Regions from separate parts of the Homo sapiens genome. Here region 1 is linked to region 2. Evidence: chromatin loops called from intact Hi-C (ENCODE). Cell type or tissue: HCT116. All regions are shown on one strand. Each heading gives the region's core, and the rest is flanking DNA. Links, peaks and the distances in the headings are about the cores only.

Evidence for each region. Hi-C counts contacts between places; a loop is a spot of excess contacts. Peaks named below come from ENCODE experiments on the same cell type or tissue, not always from the same donor. Only the 100,000 strongest peaks of a DNase experiment are listed, where the experiment ranks them.
Region 1: a loop joins it to region 2, with 3 times the contacts of the local background. A loop is called at or near these places in 10 of 110 quality-filtered maps.

What each region holds. Positions count from the first base shown.
Region 1 is chr12:93,498,092-93,506,429 of GRCh38, reverse strand. It overlaps MRPL42 (mitochondrial ribosomal protein L42), which reads right to left. Exons shown (of 6, transcript NM_014050.4): 6 at 1-5,254. The coding sequence ends at 5,209. Among named protein-coding and RNA genes, the nearest start is that of MRPL42, 35 kb to the right of the region's middle. In HCT116, for the core only: a CTCF peak has its summit at 3,226 (motif pointing left); a DNase peak (open chromatin) is centred at 3,237.
Region 2 is chr12:94,529,394-94,537,731 of GRCh38, reverse strand. The region is part of intron 2 of LOC102724960 (a long non-coding RNA gene); the gene reads right to left. Among named protein-coding and RNA genes, the nearest start is that of MIR5700, 28 kb to the left of the region's middle. In HCT116, for the core only: a CTCF peak has its summit at 4,717 (motif pointing right); a DNase peak (open chromatin) is centred at 4,761.

The sequences.
Region 1 (8,338 bases), core at 211-8,210, 1.0 Mb after region 2:
GCCGGACATGGTGTTGCATGCCTATAGTCCCAGCTACTTGGGAAGCTGAGGCAGGAGAATCGCTTGAACCCGGGAGGTGGAGGTTGCAGTGAGCTGAGAATGTGCCACTACACTCCAGCCAAGGCAACAAGAGCAAGACTCTGTCCCAAAAAAAAAAAAAAAAAAAAAAGAGACATTCTTGCTGAATTGAAGACTCAGAAGAGGCTGGGCACAGTGGCTCACCCTTGTAATCCCAGTATTTTGGGGGGCCAAGGTGGGCAGATCACCTGAGGTCAGGAGTTCAAGACCAGCCTGGCCAACGTGGTGAAACCCCATCTCTACTGAAAATACAAAAAATCAGCCAGGCATGCTGGTGCACGCTCATAATCCCAGCTACTCGGGAGGCTGAGGCAGGAGAATTGCTTGAGCCTATGAGGCGGAGGTTGCAGTGGGCTGAGATCATGCCACTGGCCACTGTACTGCACTCCAGCCTGGGTGACAAAAGTGAAACTCCATCTCAAAAAAAAAAAAAAAAAAAAGACTCAGAAGTAATCATAAGGTTCTACTTGCTATTCTCACATGTAATTGTGAGACTCTGCCTCCATTTCTCCATCTAAAAACAGGAGCTCATTTACAAGCAACATGACAAGAATTCAAGCAGTCATGGCTGTGAAGCATTTCTGCAGAAGGATATGCTATGTAAGTATGAGGTTGTTACTAAATCAAAATGAATGCCTTTGTGCAAAACTAGAAAGCACATTACATATTGTTCCTGAGTATTCCTTCCCAGTGCATTCAAAATATTCTCACATTCACAAGGTTAAACAGCACATTAAAAAATAGTAGGAGGCTGATGGCTGAGCTCAATTGGGAGTATCTTTCTTTGGTGTTAGAATGTTTGAAAATTATTTTGGGAAGACTATGAGCAAGTTATTTTGAACTTCTGGGGAAAAAAAAAAATCTGAAGAAGCATTCCCTTTGCCTAAAAGCAAAGGAGACATTTATTTATGCCTTTAGCAAATAAAATAGTTTGCTTACTACCAGTGTTTGTGGGCTGATATTCAACTCATCTTCTGGAAATTTTAAAAATACACATTGAAACTGAAAAAGTATTCTTTGAGTAAGGGTTTACCTGAAGTGCCCAGAACCATCCAAAATGATGGCACATTATATCTTTTTTTCTTAAAAATTTTTGGAATCTAATTGAAGATGCCTCTTAGAATATGTGGAAACCACACGTGCTATCTTGCATATCACTATCATTTCAGTTCTAATGTTATTAGGTGTTTAGCTACAGGCAAGTAGAATTAGGGCATGATGTGACAGACTGTAATGAGTTGCTGAGAAACTACATACTCTATCCCCAGGAAAACACATATTCTCAAAATTCTACACAATTTCAGGAATTTCATAGATGCCCCTACCCCAAATCCCATTCATGAAATCCTTAGCTTAAAATCCTGTGCACTAGAGCAATGTATTTTATAAAACCATATTCAGATGCCTGTGAAGCAATGAATGTGCTAGGCAATGTTAGGCGGTAGAAACAGTGATACACGTAGTCAGACAGGGTACCTAGAAGTCATGGAGCTTATAGGCTAGTAGGGGATATGGACATTTACCAAATAATCACACAAAAAGATGCCTAATTACAAACTCTGATTAAGTGCTATGGAGAGATATACAGTGTTGCACGTAACAACAGAATCTAAAGAAGTTACATTTTAGGGGGCATATAAACAATGTTGTGCAGGGGAGGTAGAAGAAACACATTATGGTAAAGGGCTGCAAAGGAAATAAGCCCATAATAAGGCCTCTTATAGGTTTAAGCTAGGACCTGAAACTTGTATACTTTATATGCTTTGAAATGAGACATACATTAAAGTGGCTGATCAAATTAAAACATTTTCCAGTCTTTGCCTACTAAATTGATAAAGATTTTTTAAAATTTTAATAGAACTAAAGAGAAAATATTTCTATATACTGATGTTAGGAGTATGCAGTTTAGGCCAGGCATGGAGGCTCACACCTATAATCCCACCCAGCACTTTGGGAGGCCAAGGTGTGTGGACACTTGAGGTCAGGAGTTCGAGACCAGCCTGACCAACATGGTGAAACCCTGTCTCTACTAAAAATGCAAAATTACCTGAGTATGGTGGTGCACACTTGTAATCCCAACTACTTAAGGAGGCTGAGGCAGGAGAATCACTTGAACCCGGGAGGTGGAGGCTGCAGTGAGCCAAGATCGCGCCATTGCATTCCAGCTTGGGCAGAGCAAACCTCCATCTCCAAAACCCAAAAAGTATACAGTTTAAACCACTGACTTTAAAAATGTACATAAACATGGATGCCGGACATGGTGATTCAACGATTGCACTTACAGAAACAAATCTAAGAAAACAGTAATGATCTTGCCAGCTTCTGATGAGATTATAAGAAAAAAAAAAGAAGAAATAAATTTAAAAAAAAAATAAAAAAAGAAAATGGTAATAATCCACCAGGATGTTAATAACAGCATTATTCACAAGATGGAACAGAAACAATGATTTTGTCTAACAGCAGGGAGTTAATTAAATTATGACAAGCCAGATTATAGAATAATATGCACCCATTAAATCAGAGTACTTAATGATACGGAAAAAATTCCTATTAAGTGAAAAAAGCATTACAAAACAGCATATATTATGAGCTCTATTTTTATTTTTGAAATATATTTATGCAGAGAAATACAAAATGTTAACAATATTATCTTAAAAAAAAAAAATAAGGCTGGGCACAGTGGCTCACACCTGTAATCCCATACTTTTGGAGGCCAAGGTGGGTGGATCGCTTTGAGCCCAGGAGTTCAAGACCAGCCTGGGCAACATGGCGAAACCCCGTCTCTATAAAAAAAATTAAAACAATTAGCCAGGCATGGTAGCACACATGTGTAGTCTCAGCAATTCGGGAGGCTGCGGTGGGAGGATTGCTTGAGCCCAGGATATTGAGGTTGCAGTGCAATGTGATTGTGCCACTGCACTCCATCCTGGGCGACACAGCAAGACCTTTTCTTTAAAAAAAAAAAAAAATCAGTTTTTGCTATTGGTCTACTCAGAATATTCCAGCACTTAATTTCACTATTACCATTTATTCTACTAGTCATTCTCAACTAATGAACATCCAAATTCTCTGCTAATTAAGTGCTTTTAAAAGTCACTTTTGGGCGAGATGTTCAAATTAAGCCCTGGGTGAGAGTGCCCTCTGGTGGTTTCCCAATAATGCTTGAACAAGAACTGTGTAGTGAGTTTTTCATGAAGCTAAATGTATTTAAATTAAAGAAGCATCCCACTTTACGAATTTTAAAATGTCTGCAAAACAGACAAATAAGTAGATCTTTCATAAAATGTTACTGATGGTGGATAACAGGTTCTTATCCCTGGGGGACGGGGGAGGAACAGAGGGCAGGTGATGCTGGTGATCACGGACTATGTGCTTATTTAGCAAAATTAAAAATCAGCAACCCATGAAAAGCAAAATCCCAGAAAGCACAGTGTTAATCTATACTTCCAGTAGAATAAAGTCAAAGTTAATTCTCCAAAGCACTGACACATAAGTATGTGGATGTGGGCATCTTGGGTAAATCCTTATTTAGCAGAGCTTTGTACTCGGAAGAGAAGAAAATCTTCATAATCATATTTTGATTTTTCACTTCTTTCTACATTTATAACATAGCTAAGAATTTGTAGAATTTTGGATATAAGTCAACCTGAAAGAAAACCAAACATTTTTCAAGAATACACCATCGACAAAGCTGGTAAATATTTCTGATTTATCAAGTTCAATCAAACTTGTTTTTTTAATCTTTCCAAATGAAATTTATATTAATGGAAAAAGTAAACCACTTAACAGAGGGTCACCATTATTAATTATTTCCTTTACTCTCTATTCCTCACACTTCACTGGCCACTTGAAACTTCTAGAGTTCCTTTATTAAAATAACTAGATCAAACAATAGACTTTGAGAAATTATTTTTCATATCAATTTTACAAATACTGTATCACAAACATTCTACAGTACAAATTTAAATAAAGCAACTTTCTACCTTATTAAAAGATTCTTCACCTCCTAAATAGAAACTGAAGGGGAAGCAATGCTATTAAGGATCATACATAAGCTAATAGAGGCAGCAGAATTATCTATTAACATTTTCCTAACACTATTCTAGTGACCTTAACATTTTAATCACAGAGCTGCAGCTGTTTGCATGTGTTCTAAAGCTAGCATAATCTTTAAGACAGTCAGGAAAAAAAACCTTCAAAACAAATTACATAATATTCTATCTAGAAAAATTTCCAGGAAAGCACATTCTTGGGTGAAAGAAAACCACCCCTTTGTCATTGTGATGCACTAAAAAAAAGCTTTGGAGCCTGATAGTTTGGCTCCTGGCTCTCCCACTTGTTTGGGTAAGGTTCGAGTCACTGTAAAATGTAATTATACTCCCTTTTCAAAGGATTATTTTGAGAATTTAATAAGAATTGATGGAAGGGGCCTAGCAGATAGTAAAACCTGATTAAAATATCACTAATTTAATTATTTCCTAGAAGCCAACTGAAACATCATAACATTTATTTTCTTGGTAGACCTTATGAGTTTATTCTCAAAGGCAATTAAAAAATCTCCTTCAGGAAAGCCATGCACATTTTTATTAATCATATTTATACTACTAACAATGCTTGGCTGATGATTAAAAATACTTAAATCACAGTAGACACACAAAAAGAGATGTTTCTCAACTTATCATAGGGTTACATCCCAATAAACCTACTATCAGTTGAAAATATTGTAAATTGAAAATGCTAGCCTGTCTTAAATATGCTCAGAACACTTACAGTAGCCTACTGTTTAGCAAAATTATCTAACACGAAGCCCGTTTTATAATAAAGTGTTGAATTTCTGATGTAATTTATTGATGTTCTACTGAATATGTATGGCTTTGGCACTATGGAAAAGTCCTAAATTGGAGACCGCACATAAATGAAACACTAAAATAGAAAAAGAAAAAAGAAAATAGGTTTCTCTAAATGAGAATGTCAAATCCAGAATTACTTTATATAAAAGTACACATTCTAATATATGAAAAGATATTTTATCATTATTACTTTACTATATATTACTGAATACACCAGACTGCATTTTCTCAAATGGCAAATGAGGCACATTTCTCTTTGATTCCCCCAGGAACCTCCGCATCATCTGTCTTTTGGAGGATTCAGATTCTTACGACATCTGTGATACCTTGAAAAGAAGAAAATACTTGGAATAAGATGATTTTAATAAAAATTATTCCTGATAAAAATCTAACTTCTATGATTATTTTGCTATTGGAACTATTTTTTTAAAAAATCAATGAAACTACGTATCAGCCATTTCTTAGTAATAAGCCACATTCTCCCATTGTGAAAATTTGTTTTCTTTTCTTTACCTAATCATTTTTTTTTTCTAGAGACTGGGTCTTGCTTTATTGCCCAGGCTGAAGTGCAGAGGTTATTCATAAGCTCAATAATAGTGTACTACAGCCTCAAACTCCTGGCACAAGGGCTCCTCCTACCTTACCCTGCCTAGTAGCTGGGACTACAGGCACACCACCACACGTGGCTAAGTTGTTGACTATTAATTAAATTAAGCATTTGAAATAGTTTTCTTTCATATCTTGAGGATAATTTCAACATGGTAACCCAGATGACTGATTCTGATAAAAACTAATGGTTTTTTGTCTTAGTAGTGAAGAAATATCACATCTGGTGAGATTTAGGCTTCCAAAACATAAAGAAACACCACATCGTGAACATGAACGTGTTCTGTTAAAAGTTTTATTTACAAGGGGCTATTGTCCTCTAAATGGAGGTCTCTATAAATGCAAAATCATGTTTTAATATAAAATAAAACTAGTAATATGTCTGTGGAAAAATGTGTAATGTCATGCAAAATGGAGGGACTGCAAATCAGAACAGTGAGGAACCTTTTGTTTTTGAGATCACAAACATGTTAAAAATCATAATGCCCAATCCAAGCACAGGTGTGGTGAAATTAGCAGTATGAGACCCGACTGGTTAAAAGTATAAACTTTTACTTCAAAATACTTTTGAAAAGCAGTATGATAAGATGTATCAAGAAATATTCATAATTTTTGACCTAGTAATTCCTCTTCTAGCACTCTGTCCCAAAGGAATATAGAAAAAGTAGTTAAAATATTAAGGAAGAACACAGGAGAAAATTTACATATACAGTATGATGATAACCATGTAAAAATAGGCAAACTAACAAAACTTATGTATAGATATAGAGAAATGAAATGCATTGTCAGCAGTGATAGTTTTTGAGTGATTTCACCATGGAGAATTCTTTTTGCTCCTCTGCATTTCCTTATTTTCTTTACTGATTTAAGAAACATTTCTGCACAGAGTACATGTGTTTTTGTGATGAGTTACGTTCAAAAATTTCCTTCAGGTCAGATTTTGGCAAGTTGGTCACAAGTTAATTTTTGTTTTCAATCTTTTGCTAATGTGGAAATTCAGTTTTATACTATAAATGGTAAGACATGTACCCTGTGATCTTTAGTTGTTGTGATTAAGATATCTAAAGCATTTTTTTGCTTCAGGTTTCATATGGGCAACTTCCTGATACACTGATTTTATTTTTGAAAATTTGCAAAATACAGGAATTAAGTTGAAATGAACGAAGTACAGCTGTCTATACTAACATGGAACAGTAAGCTGTCAAAAAATACACACAGTAAAATACCATCTGCATAAACATTTCTACATGTACTTATGTTGGCATACAGAAAATTCTGTTTTTTTCTAAAAGGTTCCATTGACATACCAGATAATCAAGGTTGTACTAGTACAATAGTGTCTCTGAAAGGCATTCTCTCAAAGCAGGGAGAACGGTCATCAGAATAGTGGTTCTAGAAGGAGTTTGGGAAGTCATTAACCTCTTGAAATTATTTGTAAAAATTTTGAATAGGTGTTTCTCTGGGCAGTGGATTCAAAACTTTTATCAGACTCTCAATGAAGTATGAGACCTTCAGAATGCTAAGAACTATCCATTAAAAGTGTCATTCAGCATACACTGTTCAATTATATTTACTACTCAAGACTGAAAATGTTTGAGACTCTGATAGCCCTAAATTGAACAAAGTCAAGTTCTAAAATATGCTCAATAAATGTCAAATAGCATTTACACATATCTTATCATGCATGAATTTTAATGTGCACTACAATCACTAGCCAAAAGCAAGCACCTTAATTTTACGATGACCTTATTCTATCATCCAGATTGGGAACCTTGCAGACACTATTAATTAATACAAGAGTTAAATTGAGATTGCTCCTGGCAAACCAAGTTATATTGTTACACTTCTTAGATTACACAATGACTCAGTGACATCTGGAACACTGGTCTACAGCTCTTAACCCAGAAAACTTTACCTCCTGGTTCATACTAAGCTAGGTAATCAAATCTGTTTCCTACTGATGGAAGTAGCTAATTTTTGTTGTCTCCATGGGAAAATATTAAAGTAGTTTCTTAAATAAAGTGGTACTATTATTCATGCATTTGTAAGATTGCCCTATATTTCAGAAATTTAGAATTATTTTCTCCTGCCTGCCTGCCTGCCTGCCTCCCTCCCCCGACCCCCTCTCTTTTTCTCTCCTCCTTTCTTTCTTAGAGTCACGGTCTTGCTCTAACACCCAGGATGGAGTGTAATGACACAATCATAGCTCACTGCACCCTCAAGCTCCTGGGCTCAAGTGATCCTCCCATCTCAGTCTTCTGAGTAGGTAGGACTACAGGCATGCACCACCATGCCCAGCTAATTTTTAAAAATCGTGGGGGCTGGGCACAGTGGCTCATCCCTGTAATTCCAGCACTCTGGTAGGCCAAGGTGGGCAGATCAGTTGAGCCCAGGAGTTCGAGACCAGCCTGGGCAACATGGTGAAACCACATCTCTACAAAAAATTTAAAAAGTAGCCAGGCATGGTGGTATGCATCTGTAGTCCCAGCTACTCAGGAGGCTGAGGCAGGAGAATCTCTTGAACCTGGGAGGCGAAGGTTGTAGTGAGCCGAGATCAGGTCACTGCATTCCAGTTTGGGTGACAGGGCAAGACCCTGTCTCAAAAAAAAAAAAAAAAAAAAAAAAAGTTATTATGAGAATCAGAATCATTTATCCATTTTAAAATGTGTGAGCACCTACTATGTGTAGATCCTAATGATTCTGTAGTACACAAAACAAGATAAAAATCCCGACTTTCATGGATCTTACATTCCAATACAGGAGATAGGAAAATAAGATGAATAAGCTGGTCAGGGAAGCCTTCA
Region 2 (8,338 bases), core at 48-8,047:
AATAAAAAAATAAAAATAATTAGCCAGGCATTGGGGTGCACAGCTGTAGTCCCAGCTACTCGGGAGGTTGAGGTAGGAGGATCCCTTGAGCCCAGGAGTTTGAGGCTGCAGTGAGCTATAATCACACTGCTGCACTCCAGCCTGGGTGACAGAGCGAGACCCTGCCTCAAAAATAAAAAATTTAAAAATCACTGGTAGTGGTAGAGATACAATTTCTGTGGAGAGCAATTTGTCAATTTCTATTCATATTATAAGTGCATATACCCTTTGATGCAGCAGTTTAACTTCTTAGAATGTATTTTATGGGTATGGTCACATATGAATGACATGACATGTATATACAAGATTGTTTCCAACACTCTGTAATAACAAAAGATGGGAGATAGCCTACATGTCCATCTAGAGTGGCCAAGTAAATAAATTACTAGATATCCATATATTGGAATATTACTCAGCCATAGAGAAGAATGGGGGAGCTTTGTTTAAATGGACATGAAATAATCTTCAAGATATACAAGTGAAAACAGCAATATATAGAAGATATATAAAGTACACTACGCTTTAAAAAGAACAGGTGGGGCTGGGCACGGTGGCTCATGCCTGTAATCCCAGCACTTTGGGAGGCCGAGGCAGGCAGATCACCTGAGGTCAGGAGTTCAAGACCAGCCTGGCCAACATGGCAAAATCCCCTGTGTACTAAAAATACAAAAATTAGCCAGGTGTGGTGGCGGGTGCCTATAATCCCAGCTGCTTGGGAGGCTGAGACAGGAGAATCACTTTAACCCAGGAGGCAGAGGCTGCAGTGAGCTGAGATTGTTGCACTGCCCTCCAGGCTGGGTGACAGAGCAAGACTCTGCCTCAAAAAAAAAAAAAAAAAAAAAAAAGATAGGAAGAATGTAGCTGTGTGTGTATCTTTCTGAATAAGCATGAAGTATCTGTAAGGATCTATCGGAAACTCATGACATCCACTGCCTCCAGAGAGAGGCTCTGGGTGTGAGGATGTAAGAAAGAGCCCAGTGTCTTCCTGGTACAGAGTGGATCACAGGAATCCTAATCAACTCAGCAAATGCTAGTTGAGGGCTGGCCTTGTGCCGAGCACAGTGGCAGGTGCCAGGGGTGCAGCAGTTAATAGAGCAGACAAGTGTCCTGCCCTCCTGGAACTTACACCCTAGAGAATGAAACAGGCAATAAACAAGTAAGATAGATGGACAAACAGTCCGCTACACAGAAAGAAAAAGAGGTGCAGTGCTTGAAGAAAGTTAAAAATGGCACATGGAAAGGGTAAATGGGGTTGGCGTATCTATTATTTACATGGGGTGGTGGCCAGGGAAAGTCTCGTGTCATCCAGATATCAGGGGTGCAAGTATCCAGGACACAGCAAGTGCAAAGAGCTGACATAGGTATGATTGAGGAAGAGTGAGGAAGCCAGTGCGGCTGAAGCAGGGAGAGGGAAAGGGACTGAGGCCGGCGCTGGAATGTGTCCCTGCATCAACTGTTCTCGGGCACAGTGCAGGCTGCCTGGGCCTGCTGGGGGTGGTGTGAACTGTAGAAGAGAAATGGGTTGGGACATCCAACATTCTCAGTGATGCCTGTCTCTTTTTAGCCAATGGGTGTAATGACTTCTCTCTGAAATAACTTTCTGGGACAAGGCAGCCCTTTGACAATTCTAGTACCACGTCCCAAACATAGCGCTTGTCCCCGTAGCACAAAAGCCATCCTCCTTTCTCTTAGAGAGCCTGTGTGTCTTGGAAGGAAACAGATGCAAACATCTCTTCTAATATTGGCTGTTCCTGAGCCTATATGTTCCAGAAGTGGTCACAGATCAAACAGCCTTCTGCCCTTCTGTTTGGAAAGACGGCTGGGCCCCCAGGGAACCCCGGCTTCCACCGGGGGTGCACTTTCTCTGTGTGACATGTGCTATGTCAACTTTCTAGTCACAGTGGGTCCTCGTTCTTTAAGACAACAAATCCCCAGGGGAAGCGGGTTGACTCCTGCATAATTGGACAGTTGGCTGTATCCAGAGAGGAGTGTTTACAGAGCACATCAAGAGCCAGCCTGGGGACCCACGTGTTTGCTCAGTATCCACACGGCAAACAGCAAGAGCCTCCCTTGAATGGAGGGGTCAGGAAGGGATTTTCCTCAAATCTAAGTAAGCCTCTGGGGTGACAGCTCATTCAAAAGGCCATGGTGTAGGAAAGAGTGTCCTGGAATATGGGTGCCAGACCTTTGTCGTCTGGAGTGGACACAAAGAGTCTTTGCTCTCCCAGTTTGCTTTCTAGCAACAGAATCGACCCGGGGATACTGAGGGGGACCTGGGCCTGTTTCAGGGTCTAAGTGTCTGGAACCAGAACCCAAGGCCAGCTGTCAAGCAGGGGGCGGAGAGAAGGAGGGTGGCCCACTAGCTGTGCTCATAACAGAGGCCCAAGGCTTTTACGCGCATGATTAGTGATGAGCCGGTTGCCTGGCAACCGCAGCCCCTTCCCCCTTCTATCCATACCCCTCAGGCGGCATGTAATGTCTGTGACATTTTTCTTTTCATAGCGGAGACAGGGAATCGCCCCCTTCATTAGCTGAAGATGGTGCCCACCCGCCCATCCCCCCTTAGTAGCTTATTGATCTGACTCCCGATTTGAAATCATCTCCTCAGAGCAGTTAATTATTCATCGCATAGAAGACTGATTGCTGTGCCAAGATGACCTCACAGACAGGAGTTCATGGAAGGGAAGGGTTTAGACCAAGACCTGGCACACAGGAAGAGAGGTATAAAAATGAGCTGTTAAAAGAATTACCAGTATCTCTTTCTTCTAGGAAATCCCAGTCCTAAGATCTACACTGGCCAGACTTCACTGTTTTCAAAGAGCTTCACTGTTTTCTCTCAGCTTCTCAGAATACTGCAGCCAGAGATCTCTTCCCCTCTGCCCCCTGTAGCCAACTGCCTCAGCTTACAGACAGTGAATCTGAGGCCCAGTGAATGAGGCAGTGACTTTGCCGAAGTCACATAGCTCATGACGCCAGGGCTAGAAATACAGACCTCCTGTTCCTCAGTCTCTTCCTACTACACCTCTAGCCCTCAAAATTTAGCATGCCTAACAATTCTACCAGGAGTCACTCAAAAATGCAGATCTAGGAGCCCCTCCATGGCGCCATATTGGCTTCCCAGAGCTGCTGAAACAAATAATTACAAACTTAGTGGCTTAAAACAACACGGATTAATCATCTACAGCTTTAGAGGTCAGAAGTCCTAAAGTGGGTCTTGCAGGGCTGGGAGTGAGGTGTTGGCAGCTCTGAGTTCCTCCTGGAGGCTCTGGGGGAGGATCTCTTCCTCGCCTTTTCCAGCGTTCAAGGCCACCTTCATCCTCAGTGCGTGGTGTTTCCCTCCAATCCCTTCTCCTCATCACATCTCCGCCTCTCCTGCCTCCCTCTTCCCTTTGTTAGGACCCCCATGATCCAGTGGGCCCACCGGGGTAATCGAGGATAATCCCCCCATCTTAAGATTCTTAATTTAGTCGCATCTGTTAGGCCCTTTTCCCATGCAAGGTCACATATTTGCAGGTTCTGGGAACCGGGACATGGACACCTTTGGGGGTTCATTATTTTGTTTCTCCTGCCACGCCTCTGAGGCAGGATTCTGACTCAACCTCCTGGGCTAAAACCTAGGAATATTCATCTGAAACAACTCTCCTTCCGATTGGGAGGCAGGGGCTCCTGGAGCCTGGAGGGAAAGGCTGCGCCACACCCGCTGCAGTTGGAGGTGTCTCTTCTCGAGAAAGTGACTAGCAGGGCAAGTCACTATCCCATTTTATAAGATAGGAAACTCAAGGGAATGGTGAATTTCTAGAGAACAGTGAGAACAGTGAATTTCTAGTCCAAGGTTCCACAGCTAGAGCTGAAATTAATTAATTAATTAATTTATTTATTGTACTTACTTATGTATTTATTTTGAGAGGGAGTCTGTCACCCAGGCTGGAGGGCAGTGGCACGATCATGGCTCACCACAACTTCTGCCTCCCAGGCTCAAGTGATCCTCCCACCTCAGCCTCCTGAGTCGCTGGGACTACAGGCAGGCACCACCACGCCCACCTAATTTTGTATTTTTTGTAGAGATGAGGTCTCACTGTGTTGTCCAGGCTGGTCTCAAACTCCTGGGCTCAAGCGATCCTCCTGCCTCAGCCTCCCAAAGTGCTGGGATTATAGTGTGAGCCACTGCATCTGGCCTGGAGCCAGAGTTTAGACCCAAATCCCCTATTTCCACACCCTCTGTTCTTTTTACTACAGCACAGTCACCACCTAAATTCTCCCTCTATTGTGTAAACACAGTATGGTGGGGACTGCCCCCCTCATCTCACAGACAAAGATACCGTGGCACAGAAGGGGTCCAGCCACCTGCCCAAGGCCTGCTGCCTGGCTTCTGGCCGAAGCGCCACTGACCCGGGAAGCCCTGGACAGATCAGGCATCTCCTTCACTTTCTCCCATGGAGATTTTATCCCTACTCATCTGCTGAGAAACACTTTTTAACACAGAATGAGATTGATGTGGTAGACTCATTTCAAATACACGGAGCAGAAACAAACTCGGAGCCTTTTGGTGGATTATCTGTGTGGAGCAGACTGATGGCAATTAGGGGTTTGGGGAGACGGCAGGTGGGGGTGACAGGCTCTTCTATCCCTGTCCCATGAGGAAACCTAACAAAGGAGACCCTCCTCGCCGGTGCGCAAGTGTGTGAGTCAGCGCCAGGGGGCAGAGTTTGTCCAGGAATGAGAATGCACACGCCACTGTGCTTTGGCTTAAGGGTGATGTTAAGAAGGACGAGATTCTGGTGTGCAGGGTCATTGCCTTTAGTACAACCTTAGCCAATAGGTTTCTAATTGGGCCATTTATCTGGAAATAAGTGTGACATAAGAGCCCTGGAGGGTGGGTTGAGAGCAGATGCAAAGTGACTAAAGAGCATGCCACGAATGCATTTTTATAGGGTCAATTGTCTCATAATCTTTGTGTTCTCTTTTGGTGTGAATTAAATTCTGACCACTACTTGGCAATTTGTCAGAAGGCAGTCAGCTTAAGTATTGAGAAACACTGAATAATATTTCAAGAGTTTTCTAGTACATGGCCTCTGCAGCTGGAAAACATTAAAAAAAAGTTCACTTGTTTTTTCTTTTTTTCTTTATTATTCTTATTTATTTATTTATTTATTTATTTATTTTTTTGAGGTGGAGTCTCGCTCTGTCGCCCAGGCTGGAGTGCAGTGGCACGATCTTGACTCACTGCAAGCTTCGCCTCCCGGGTTCACGCCATTCTCCTGCCTCAGCCTCCTGAGTAGCTGGGACTACAGGCGCCTGCCACCACGCCCAGCTAATTTTTTGTATTTTTAGTAGAACCGGGTTTCACCGTGTTAGCCAGGATGGTCTCGATCTCCTGACCTTGTGATCCACCTGCCTCGGCCTCCCAAAGTGCTGGGATTACAGGCGTGAGCCACTGCACCTGGCCTTATTTATTTATTTTTTTGAGAGGGAGTCTCACTCTGTTGCCCAGGCTGGGTGGAGTGCAGTGGCGCAAACTCGGCTCACTGCAACCTCTGCCTCCTGGGTTCAAACGATTCTCCTGCCTCAGCCTCCCCAGTAGCTGGGACTACAGGAGCACACCACCTCACCTTGCTCATTTTTGTATTTTTAGTAGAGACAGGGTTTTATCATGTTGGCCAGGCTTGTCTCCAACTCCTGACCTCAGGTGATCCACCCCCCTTGGCCTCCCAAAGTGCTGAGATTACAGGTGTGAGCCACTGTGCTCAGCCTTATTATTATTATTTTTGAGACAGGGTCTTGCTCTGTTGCCCAGGCAGGAGTGCAGTGGCACGATCATAACTCACTGCAGGCTCCCACCTCAGCCTCCCCAGTAACGAGGACTACAGGTGCACACCACCACACTTGGCTAATTTTTTTTCTTTTTTTTTTTTTTTTTGGTAGAGACAGGGTCTCACTATGTTTCCCAGGCTGGTCTTGAACTCCTTGGATCAAGCAACTTTCTGGCCCCAGCCTCCCAAGCATTGGGATTATAGGTGTGAGCCACTGCACCCAGCCAATTTATTTTCTATTTTATTTTTAATTTTTTGCAAATTAATGTGATTATGCACACACAGTAGCTGTAGAAGCTTCTCCTCACATCTGCCCCCATGCCGTCCCAGCCCCTGAGTGGGACAGTCCCCACAGAGGTGGAGGCAACAGAGCACACTGGGTACGTTGCTTGGGAATTAACCCCAACGACACACAATTCAACCATCTGCGAGGCAGCGACATTTGGACAGATTTGAATTATCAGTAGCCTGAGGATGCTCTCTTTTTTAGAACAATAACTACCATTCATGAGAACTCCTTAGGCACCAGACACTGGGGCTTCCCTTGTAGAATCTCATCTAGGCAATAAAACGATTCTGTAAAGTAGATGCTATTATTATTATCCATATTTTACAGTTGAGGAAACTGAAACTATGAGGGGCTAAGAAAGTTGTTCAAAATTACCCAGCTAGGTGAGCTGGGCATAGTGGCTCACACCTGTAATCCCAGCACTTTGAGAGGCTGAGGCAGGCAGATCACTTGAGGCCAGGAGTTCGAGATCAGCCTAGGCAACATGGTGAAACCCTGTCTCTACTAAAAATACAAAAATTAGCTGGGTATGGTGGTGCATACCTATAATCCCAGCTATTCGGGAGGCTGAGGCAGGAGAATCGCTTGAACCTGCGAGGCAGTGGTTGCAGTGAGCTGAGATCGAGCCACTACACTCCAGCCTGGGCAACAGAGTGAGACTCTCTCTCTCACACAACAACAACAGCAACAACAACATTTACCCAGCTAGGAAGTGGTTCAACCAGGCCTCAGACAGAGCCATCTGACCCCAAAGCCCAGGGACTTAGCTCCTGTTTTCCTAGAAGCCTAAGCAATCCTAGCCCAATGGAAAAAAACCTGCTCATAGATTCTGACACTTTACATTCTAATTTGAACATGGTGCTGATTTGGTGGGTGGCCTTAGAGAGGTGACTTCATATCTCGATTGAATCTTAAGATCTTAGGGTGAGACAAATGCTTCATAACTCAACTGGCCGGAGTACATATAATATGACTTCTATGTTGGGGACATTTGGATCATCAAGAGCCCACACTAGTATGTGGAGTCAGGGGCCATCGACAGCTCTGAGATCTATAGGAAGCTGGCACTGGGGTCAGAAGGAAGTTTCTATAAAATGGAAATGTAATGGGATGATGTGAGGTATGAGTAGAATTATTCTCTCAAGCTCCTGGTTGCTAAAAGGTACAAAGAATGTATCAGTCTGCCCACAGGCTCAGGTTTTGGAGCTGGGGACTTGGCAGAGGATGGTCACGTGTTGGGCAAAGAGAAGTAGGCATTGGAGAGATGTTGCACGAGGCCATCAGCTGGGGTCAGCTGGAAGAGGAAGGCCACATGTCCCAAGGGACCCCTGGGAGCTGCTTGGGCATTTAGTGCCAGGGCAAGTCTTGGGGACCACTTGCTAAGCCATGGAGACCAACAATTCTGCCATAGGCAATCACAAAAGAACATATTCAACTTTCTCTTTTCTTCCTTTTCCCCCAAAGCTACAGGGGAAAGCACAGGCAAGAATCGGGTGGGAGAGAAGTAGACCATGTCTCCACCCCGCCACTCCCAAATCTTTTAAAGCCATGAGTCTAGTCTGCACTAGAGGCGAGGAGGAAAGCTTTGAATCCAATATAAGAATGAAATTTTACATTGAACAGAGTTGAATCTTAATAACTGGAGAGAAACTGTTGTGATAACTAAAATGAAAAGTTGTAGAATCAGACTGGGATATATGTAGCTAATGGAGCCTGCTACCCAGTGGGAAAGAGAGGTTCCACAGAGCATAATTGATTGATTTTATTGGGGTAAAAAAATTACTTCATGTTTATCTTCCCAGAGAATTGACAATCTTTACTAAACCTGTTACTCAAAGGTGAATCAATAAATATATGTTCTGCCACGGGTGAAAGACTACAAGCCTGCCTTTTTACACTGCACAGTTAGTTCCTATGTGTGTGGGATGATCACATGGTTCTTTGGGACTTCAGTCTTGCAGAAGTGTCTTGGGTACCTCAGATAATGGTGGGGAAAGCCAAGAGTTTCTCTTTTCATCAAATTTGTAATTGTAGTTCGTTCTTCTGCTCCCACACAAGTATTGGGTTAGAATATTCATCTTAAGTGCCCTTCCTCTGCTCAGAGACTTCTGCCCCCTGAGACGTCTGGATCAATACCGACTCCCAACCTCTGACACCTCTCCTCACCCCCACTCTCCACCTCTACCTCGACCATGTCTGC